Linked DNA regions of Homo sapiens: region 2 is linked to region 1. A link is a contact called in ENCODE Hi-C or POLR2A ChIA-PET data. All regions are on one chromosome and are shown on one strand. The core of a region is the stretch at or near the end of the contact, and the rest is flanking DNA. Distances in the headings are between cores, read along the strand shown.

Region 1 (3,925 bases), core at 135-2,634:
AAGAATCCTTAGGAAGCCCAGGGGATTTGTCTGCCCACCGAGGAGGGCCCAACTCCCCCAGGCACACACATACAGGGATGATTGTGGCAGGAAGGGCTGACCTACGGGGGTAGGCCTGACGCATAATGGGGGCTCTTGTTTCCGGGCTGAGCGTGCCATCTTTCTGTCTCCCTCTGGATTGAAATGGCTTCTCAGCCCGAGAGGCACTGCCTGTGCCCTGGATTCACAAGGTACACGCCTCCCTGGGAAGCAAAGGCTGAGAGACAGCGGCTCTCTCTCTCTCTTTCTGCATCTGCCGGGAGAGCTGCAGCTGGTATTTTTCCACAGGCCTTCGCTGCGATCTCAAGGCCTAGTTTTTCCCAGCCAGGCCCCGAGTCCGAGAGAGGGTTAACAGGCAGGAAGCCGAAGGCATCGCAGGCTAATACGGAAGTCAGATTTGTGTTTAACTGACAGGTTTAGCAGGTCTCGGCCGCGGGGGAGGGGCCGGGAGGGAAGGGAAGTTTGTAGATCCAGGCATGTGGCCTGCGAGGAGGGCTTTGGGTTTTTCTTAGGGTAAGGACCGAGAGGGGTCCCCCTTGGCATCGTGGCAGGGCGACAGGAACCCACGTTGATTTTGCCTGCAGGACTGGCTAAGCAGGGCGCGAGAGGCCCACGGCTCCCTGGCCTGCCTTGCAAGGAGGCATGGGGACAATGACTATGCAAACTTGACCACTCTGCTCCCCTCCTCCCCTCAGCAGCTACTCCTCGCTCCTCTGAGAAGCCAGGGCTGCTCTCTGCTGATTTTTCGGGGCTCCCCCGGGCTGCCTGCTTCCCCCAGCTTCTCAGAGGCCTGCCTCAAGCCCCTTTTTCTGGCCCCTTGGCTGTTTCCCCGGGACTCCCCACTCCCCAGCTTCCCCTTCCCCTTGGAGAGCCACCCTGCTGGACTGTTCTAGAAAAAGGCTGGCCTTCCTCCCTGGACAAGGGCCGTTTCTCTGGGGGCAGGTGAGGGTGAGCCGTTCCAGCCCACTCCAAGAAACTCCCTTCCCAGGGACCTCCGGGCCTCAGGCTTTCCTGGAGCAGGTCAGGCTGGCTGCCCTGGCTGGCCCGTGCCGGGAAATCTAGCCAGGGTGCAGGAGAAGTGCGTGTGGGGGCCCCTTTCCCAAGTTTTTCTTGCTGCAAAAGGCCTAGCTTAGCCTGTCTTTTTCTATGCACAGGATGGCTCTTGCTCACCCGAGCCTCACAAAGATAATCGCTCAGGAAGTGTTTCAGCCAATCCGGGGCGGCTTTACACTCCGATTTGCCGGGGCAGCCAATCGGGGATGAGCTTTTATTAGGCGGCCAGATCATCAGCCGAAGTGCCAAACCCTTTTTCTGTGAGAACTAGGAGCCTGTCCTCCATGTTTTATAAGTATTGACATTACACAGTGTTAACAATGCATCCACAGAGGTAAGCTCGACTTTTTAACCATCTTTTTTCCCCCTCCCTCTGAGACATCCGAATTGTGGGCGAGCAGTGTGATTTCTCTGTGGCTGGCCGTGCCACACTCACCCCCAGAGCACTTATGTTAACTTGGAACTGTTTAGAGAGAATTTTTTTGCTTTCTTGGGTCACATGGCTCAGTAGCCATTAGCCATAGCTTGATTTTGCAAACTGGCAAGGGCCTGGCACACCTTTCCTTCCACCAGGGCATGGTGTTTCTGGAAGAGTTTGAAGCTAGATCCTGGTATGCCAAAAAAGAAGCTTTTTTTTTTCCTTCTTTTTTTTTTTTTCTTTCCCTCTTCCCTCTCTCTTCCCCTCTCTCTCTCTCTGAGCAGTTCCCCCCCTCCCACCCCTGCACTATTGTCTTCTCTTTTGCCACATGCCCTGCTGGGGGAAGAAAATGGAAGGTAAGCAAACAGGCTCCTCTCCAAGGAGAGCTCATGGCAGACAGCAGAGCAGGCAAGTTTGCCTCTCCAAAGAGGTTCTGGGAAGGCTGGATAAGTTTTGACAAGAGAGGAGCGTGTTTGCAAAAGAATTGTGCCCTCAGCAGAGCAGTGCTAAGGAGAGTCTAGCTCCTGGGGCCTAGGTGGGTGGTGGTGTCTGTACACGGTCTTCTCTTATTCTACAGAGCTTCTGCACTTGAAACTACATTGTTCAGCCTGTTTTCCTGACTTAGGTTGCTACAGAGTGTTCTGCAAGCCAGCCTACAGCCAGCAAATGTTTCTGAAAGTGTTTTCTAGGCTTTGGAGGAAGTTTTTTGGAGTAGGGATGGGGACTGGGGGGTGGGGGGAGAGATCTTGGACAACATCCTGCAAAAAAAAAAAAAAAAAAAAATCTGCAAGGATTCTGAATCCCTTAGCTTTCTACTCTTGCATGATTTTCAAGGAACTAATGTTACCTTTTATCCTTGTTTTCATTTTCCTGTCCCTTTTATACATTGTATCCTCCTCTCTTCTCCTGTGTCATGGAGTGTAGAGGAAATAAAATCATGTCTGTGGCTCATGACAGCATTCCATATTCAGTTGTTGGGTTGTGTTGTTGTTGTTGTGTGTGTTTTTAATAATACCATGTAACTGTTTAAAAAAATTTCCTTTTTGATCAAGTCCCAAATCTGCCAGCCTGTTCTCTCTTCCTAACTGTGGAAAAATGAGACGGTTGCTTGAACATTTGTTGGGTAAGTAAAGCAATCCATTTCCTCTGTGACCATGTTTGAAGAGTTTTGCGAACATTTGGGGTCTGTTTGTAATAGTGGGTCTTGGCTACAGGAGTTGGGGGCTTCATTAGCAGGAACAAAATAAGGGCTTTTTAAAGAGTGTCTTGATTTTAGGTGACTGTTTGAATCCACTGTTTTTCCTGATAACCTGCAGCTAGGATTGAAGATTATACTTCCTGTTTACCCTGAGTCAGGGGAGAAATGTTCAGTTCATTGTGACTTGACTCTAGACCTTTAATGGGGTTTGTTTGGATATTCAAACTGTGAGTAGGTGATGTGCTTGTGAAATGTCATGAAACTGCTTGTTCTTAGAGGTGCAGAGCCCTAAAAACATTGGTGGTGTAGAAGCTGGTGGTGGTGGTGGTATGTGTGTGTTGGGGGGGTGGTGTCAGTGTGCTCATGTTTTAGGACTTATGTATAGTGCAAAATCTCATCTACCACCAGACTGGGTTTGATTCAGGACTCACTGACCAACACATTTTGGCCTTTTTTCAGGTCTCCTCCACACATCTGTATGCATGCTGGCCCCACATAAGATTTCTCACTTTTTACATTTCCCTTGACCACTTAAGGCTGCAGCTAGAAGTTAAGTGGGAAAAGTAGAGTCTTGTTTAGCAGTACCTTCAGAATTTCCCTAGAAGTTCAGTACATAAATTTTCAGCTTGGAGACCAATCCGACATGACCGTAAATGCAGGAAATATATTCAATTGCTGTGTTATGTCAACTTTATGGAGTCAGTAATCTTTTTTCTTTCAAATGAGTGTCCAGTAGCCCACTTTCTGACACCGAATTGGAAAAAGGCTCATTTAATCAGCAGAAACGTACCACATTCTAAGTTGAGAAAAGTCTGTGCAAGGCAGGCCAGCTTAGCTTCTTAGAGTAAAACTGCAGGCAGTTAATGATGTTATATACTTAAAACTGAACAGTGCCACTGCCCCAAACAAGTAAGTTCAGACACTCAGCTATTTTCTTTGTTCTTATCTCCTTGCTGTAAATGGAAATTACATATCGAGGTTCTTGTGGCCTCCCTAGAAGCAATATCTAATCATAAGACTCCTGGTTTGGTGCCTTCAACGTTTGCATAATACTGTGTTTGTTGGGCTGGAAGGGAACTTAAGGGCAAGGCATTTGTCCTCTAAAAGCTTGCATTAAAATGGCTCCCACAGGTTTGGAGAGCCAAGATCTGTTTTCAAATGTACAGCCCCCAGCAAGTTCCCAACCCTGGACCAAGCTAGCCACTTTTCCTCTGGTA
Region 2 (3,878 bases), core at 1-2,500, 1.4 Mb after region 1:
ATACGCACAAGCGGCACAGCTTAGTGTGAGGCTAAATGGGGACACTGCAGTATTTCCAAAGCCAGCTGTGCATCAGAATCATCTTGGAGTTTGTAAAAAAAAAAAAAAAATCAGACTCCTGTGCCTCACTGCGCATCTCAGAAGCCAGAAATAAATACGGAGGTGAGGCACACAAGAATTTGTATTTTTAAAACGCACCGTAAGAGTGACTGGGAGACAGGATGACTCATTTTTTCACACTATTTGAAAAAATGTACCCATTTTTTGCAATTAAAACCATTTTTAATTTCCTATGTGACTTGAGCGCAGCAGGTCTGTGGCCGAAGTACCAGCCCCTGGGTTGGACAGACCCGGATTCCGGGCCCTTCTGCTTTCCGGCTTATAAACCGGAATCACTCGACCGTTATATGTAGAGTCCAGCATTGTACGCTCCCAGTAAGACATAACTGCTCTTAAGTTAACGTCTTTATTTATCCTGTGGCTTCCCGACCCCCACGCATACCGCAGTTTGAGAATTACCGCTGCTCAAGGATAAACAACTCTATCTGCGCAACCAGAAAAACCCACCAGAAGCCAGAGTCCGAGTCCGGGATTGGAGGCACGTGGGGCGGGACCATCTCCGCAATGTACCAATCAGAATTCTCCGGCCCAGTAGGGAGGAGTCAAAGGGCGAACAAAGTACGCAGGCGCGACGGCGCACGAAGGCGAGAGGCGAGCTCCAGCGCGCGCGCGCGCGCGCACCTTCCCCTCCCCCTACCCCAGCGAGGGTGGGCTGTTTGGCGCGCGCGCGCGCGCCGGCCCATCTCTCGGGCTCCGCCCCCCGCCCCGCCGCGCGCTCCCGCCCCCGGGCTGAGGCGACTCAGAGTCGGAGCCCGACACAAAGGCGGTGGCGGCGGCAGCAGCGGAGGGGCCCTAGAGCCCGCTCCGCTGGGGCTCTCCGGGCCCACCTCCCTCACTTCGGCCACCGGCGCGGCCGCCCACCCGCGGGTCTAAGATGGCGGCGGCAACAGAGACAGGGCAAGCGGCAGTCCCGAGCAGAAAGCGCCGGAGGGGCCGCCGCCCCCCAGCTTCGGATCCCCAGACCCTGGCGCGGCTCGCTGCGGGACCATGGCTTCCTGGGACTCTTACCTGCCCGGAGCGGACTGGAGGGGACGCGGCTACACGTTCTGCTCGACCGCCCGTTTTGCCGCCTCCGCCTCGCCCTCCCCAGCGCCGCTGCCGCCATCTTGTGTCCCGGGCCGGGACTCCGCGCTGCGCATGCGCTGGTACCGCCTCTGAGGGACCTCGCCGCGGCCGCGCCGCCATCTTGAGTGTGGCAGGGTCGGCTGGCTCCTCGCACCCAGCTTGCTTTCGGCCCCCTCCCCTTCTTCCCATCCGTCCCTGCTGTTCCTTGTGGCGCTGAGGAAGGGGAGACAGCTTTGTAGGCCTGCGGGTGGACTGAGGAAGGAATGAATTCACTGGCACGTCCCCGCCTCAGTTTCCCCCTCGAGCACACACGCAGGAGCCGGATGTTCGCGGTGGGCGGTGCGCGGCGGGGTTGGACTGAGCGTGCGCACTGGGGGGCGTGGGGGCTGTCTTAGAACCTGCGGGGGTCTCGGGTTCTGCCGCCGGCCCAGGGGAGGCATCGTGGTGACGTAGGCTCCGGACGTAGCAAGGACCTGGGTCCTGGCACCCGCGCGGCTCTGCCTCTTCCAGCCAGTCTCTTTCCCTCTCTGGGCCTTTGTGCTGCGTGGTGTCCAAATGTTAAGAAGCCCTGCCCCATGCCCGGGCTACATATACATCGAACCCAAGCTGTAAATGCTCTTGAGTAGAAGCAACTTAAACTAGCCTTCGGGGGCAAGTAATAGAGATGGCTTTCGGCAGAGTTGGGAAATCAACTAAATGCATTGTAGGGCCTTTCCAACATTGACATCTGTGGCCATTAGTTGCAGTTCAAAGCCTCACTGAGCCCTCAAACCAGCTACAGCGGGTAGCCTGGCAGGGAACTGGCAGCTGTGAGGTGCTCCTCATCCGGCTCCCTGCAGGATTCTTTTTGGTAGGAGCCTGCAGGCGTCCGAGTGGTAGCTCCACCCATCTCCGGTCTCCCCAGCAAGCATCCCTTCCAGTGCTAGCTTGAGAAGAGGAAAAGCTTGCCACCTGCTGTCAGACCGGCGCTTGTGTGGAGCCAGGGGCTGTAGGTACCCCGGCTGAGTAGCCTCTCAGATGTCCATGGTCCTGGCTGCACGCCAGCGTGGGGGCAGGCAGGCGGACGCTCAAGAAAAACGGAGGCACCGATATGAGTAGTAATTGAGAACGAGGGTTCATGATCCTCATCTGATTTCAATCCCTGCTCCTCCACCCAAAATGTGTGGCCTTGAAGGAGTTAACCAATTTAAATTTTAGTTTCCTCAGTGGAAGATAATAAATCCGCCTACCTCATAAAGGTTTGGTGAGAATTAACTCAGGTGATGCATGTGAAGTCCTCAGCGCAATACCTGGCGCTTCCTAAGTGCTGAATCGGTTAGCCGTGATCATCTCACAGTGGCATGAGCATTGCTCCAAGTAGATTTGAGCCCTCCAGAAATAAGCCAGCTCTATATAGGCACAGCAGTTCTGCCCTCGCAGAGCTTCTCGTTCAGATAAGAGGCCTGATGGGAAACCAGACTCCTGGGTCCTGTCTCAGTTCTGGAAGGGTGGGGGGCCAGCTTTGATTTATGCCTGCTGCCCTGGCATAATTACTAATATTGCCTCCTTTTTCAGAAGTGCCCTGCTTTGGGCCGGGCGTGGTGGCTCACCCCGGTAATCCCAGCACTTTGGGAGGCCGACGCAGGTGGACCACCTGAGGTCAGGAATTCAAGACCAGCCTGGCCAACACGGCGAAACCCCGTCTCTACTAAAATTACAAACATGAGCCAGGCCTGGTGGCGCGCGCCTGTAATCCCAGCTACTCGGGAGGCTGAGGCAGGAGAATCACATGATCCCGGGAGGCAGAGGTTGCAGTGAGTCGAGATCGCGCCACTGCACTCCAGCCTGGGCGACAGAGTGAGACTCCTGTCTCAAAAAAAAGTACTGCTTTGGGCAGTAAACTACGTGGTCGCTCTTGACCTACGGGATAACCAGTTTTCCATGCTCATGCCCCCCAGCTAGCCCGCGCTTTCACTAAAGTTTAAAAACCATGTAGTGATTATTACCCTTTTTTTTTTTTGAGACGAAATCTCGCACTGTCGCCCGGGCTGGATTGCAGTGGCGCGATCTCGGCTCACTACAACCTCTGCCTCCCGGGTTCAAGCAATTCTCCTGCCTCAGCCTCCCAAGTAGCTGGGATTATAGGCACCCGCCACCACTCCCACCTAATTTTATTTGTATTTTTAGTAGAGACGGTGTTTCACGATGTTGGCCAGGCTGGTCTCAAACTCCTGACCTCATGATCCGCCCGCCTCGGCCCCCCAAAGTGCTGGGATTACAGGCGTGAGCCACCGCGCCCGGCCTTTTATCTATTCTTTTATGTTTTCAAAGTATTTTCTCATTCATTGTTCAGATTCTCTTAATTGATAACCAAGATACCAAACATCCCAAGTGCCTAGTCTTCTGTTTTATCATGGAATTCTGTGAATTATTACCTAAATCTGCACATGAGCAAACAGGTTGGAGCGAGGGGCAGGGGCGAAGTCATTGTCCAGGTTCACACAGCCATCAACAAGTAACAAAACTGGGATTTTAAGCCCGGAGTTCTCAACACCAAAATGCAGGGCTGGTTCCATTAAACCACTCTGGCCTCCCTGTTTTGTGAAGAAGGGATCTAGATTCAGGCGATGTGACTGGTCTGAGTGGACACAGTGGCCCTGGATAGTTCAATCTTTTTTTTTTTTTTTTTTTTTGAGACGGAGTTTCGCTCTTGT

The links. A loop is a pair of places that touch in the nucleus more often than their neighbours do. ChIA-PET counts read pairs that join two places held with the same protein, here RNA polymerase II (POLR2A). Pooled maps may share reads with other maps.
Region 2: a pooled map shows a loop between it and region 1 (7-fold over the local background). The contact joins the promoter of PCIF1 here to the promoter of ZMYND8 in region 1. A Hi-C loop is called at or near these places in 1 of 50 pooled maps. POLR2A ChIA-PET finds 5 or more read pairs at or near these places in 2 of 52 experiments (PC-9 and RWPE1).

What each region holds. Positions count from the first base shown.
Region 1 is chr20:47,354,158-47,358,082 of GRCh38, reverse strand. ZMYND8 (zinc finger MYND-type containing 8) reads left to right here and starts at 1,384. Exons shown (of 23, transcript NM_001281775.3): 1 at 1,384-1,426. The coding sequence starts at 1,413. LOC101927377 (a long non-coding RNA gene) reads right to left here. Exons shown (of 2, transcript NR_134501.1): 2 at 3,450-3,925. RefSeq lists enhancers at 1-344, 24-373, 1,124-1,418, 953-1,560, 1,404-1,573 and 2 more.
Region 2 is chr20:45,932,055-45,935,932 of GRCh38, reverse strand. It overlaps PCIF1 (phosphorylated CTD interacting factor 1), which reads right to left and starts at 1,250. Exons shown (of 17, transcript NM_022104.4): 1 at 1,129-1,250. It overlaps LOC107985388 (pre-mRNA-splicing factor cwc22-like), which reads left to right and starts at 862. Exons shown (of 1, transcript NR_171669.1): 1 at 862-2,439. RefSeq lists a silencer at 720-929 and enhancers at 558-1,248, 1,249-1,940, 2,200-2,349, 2,632-3,324.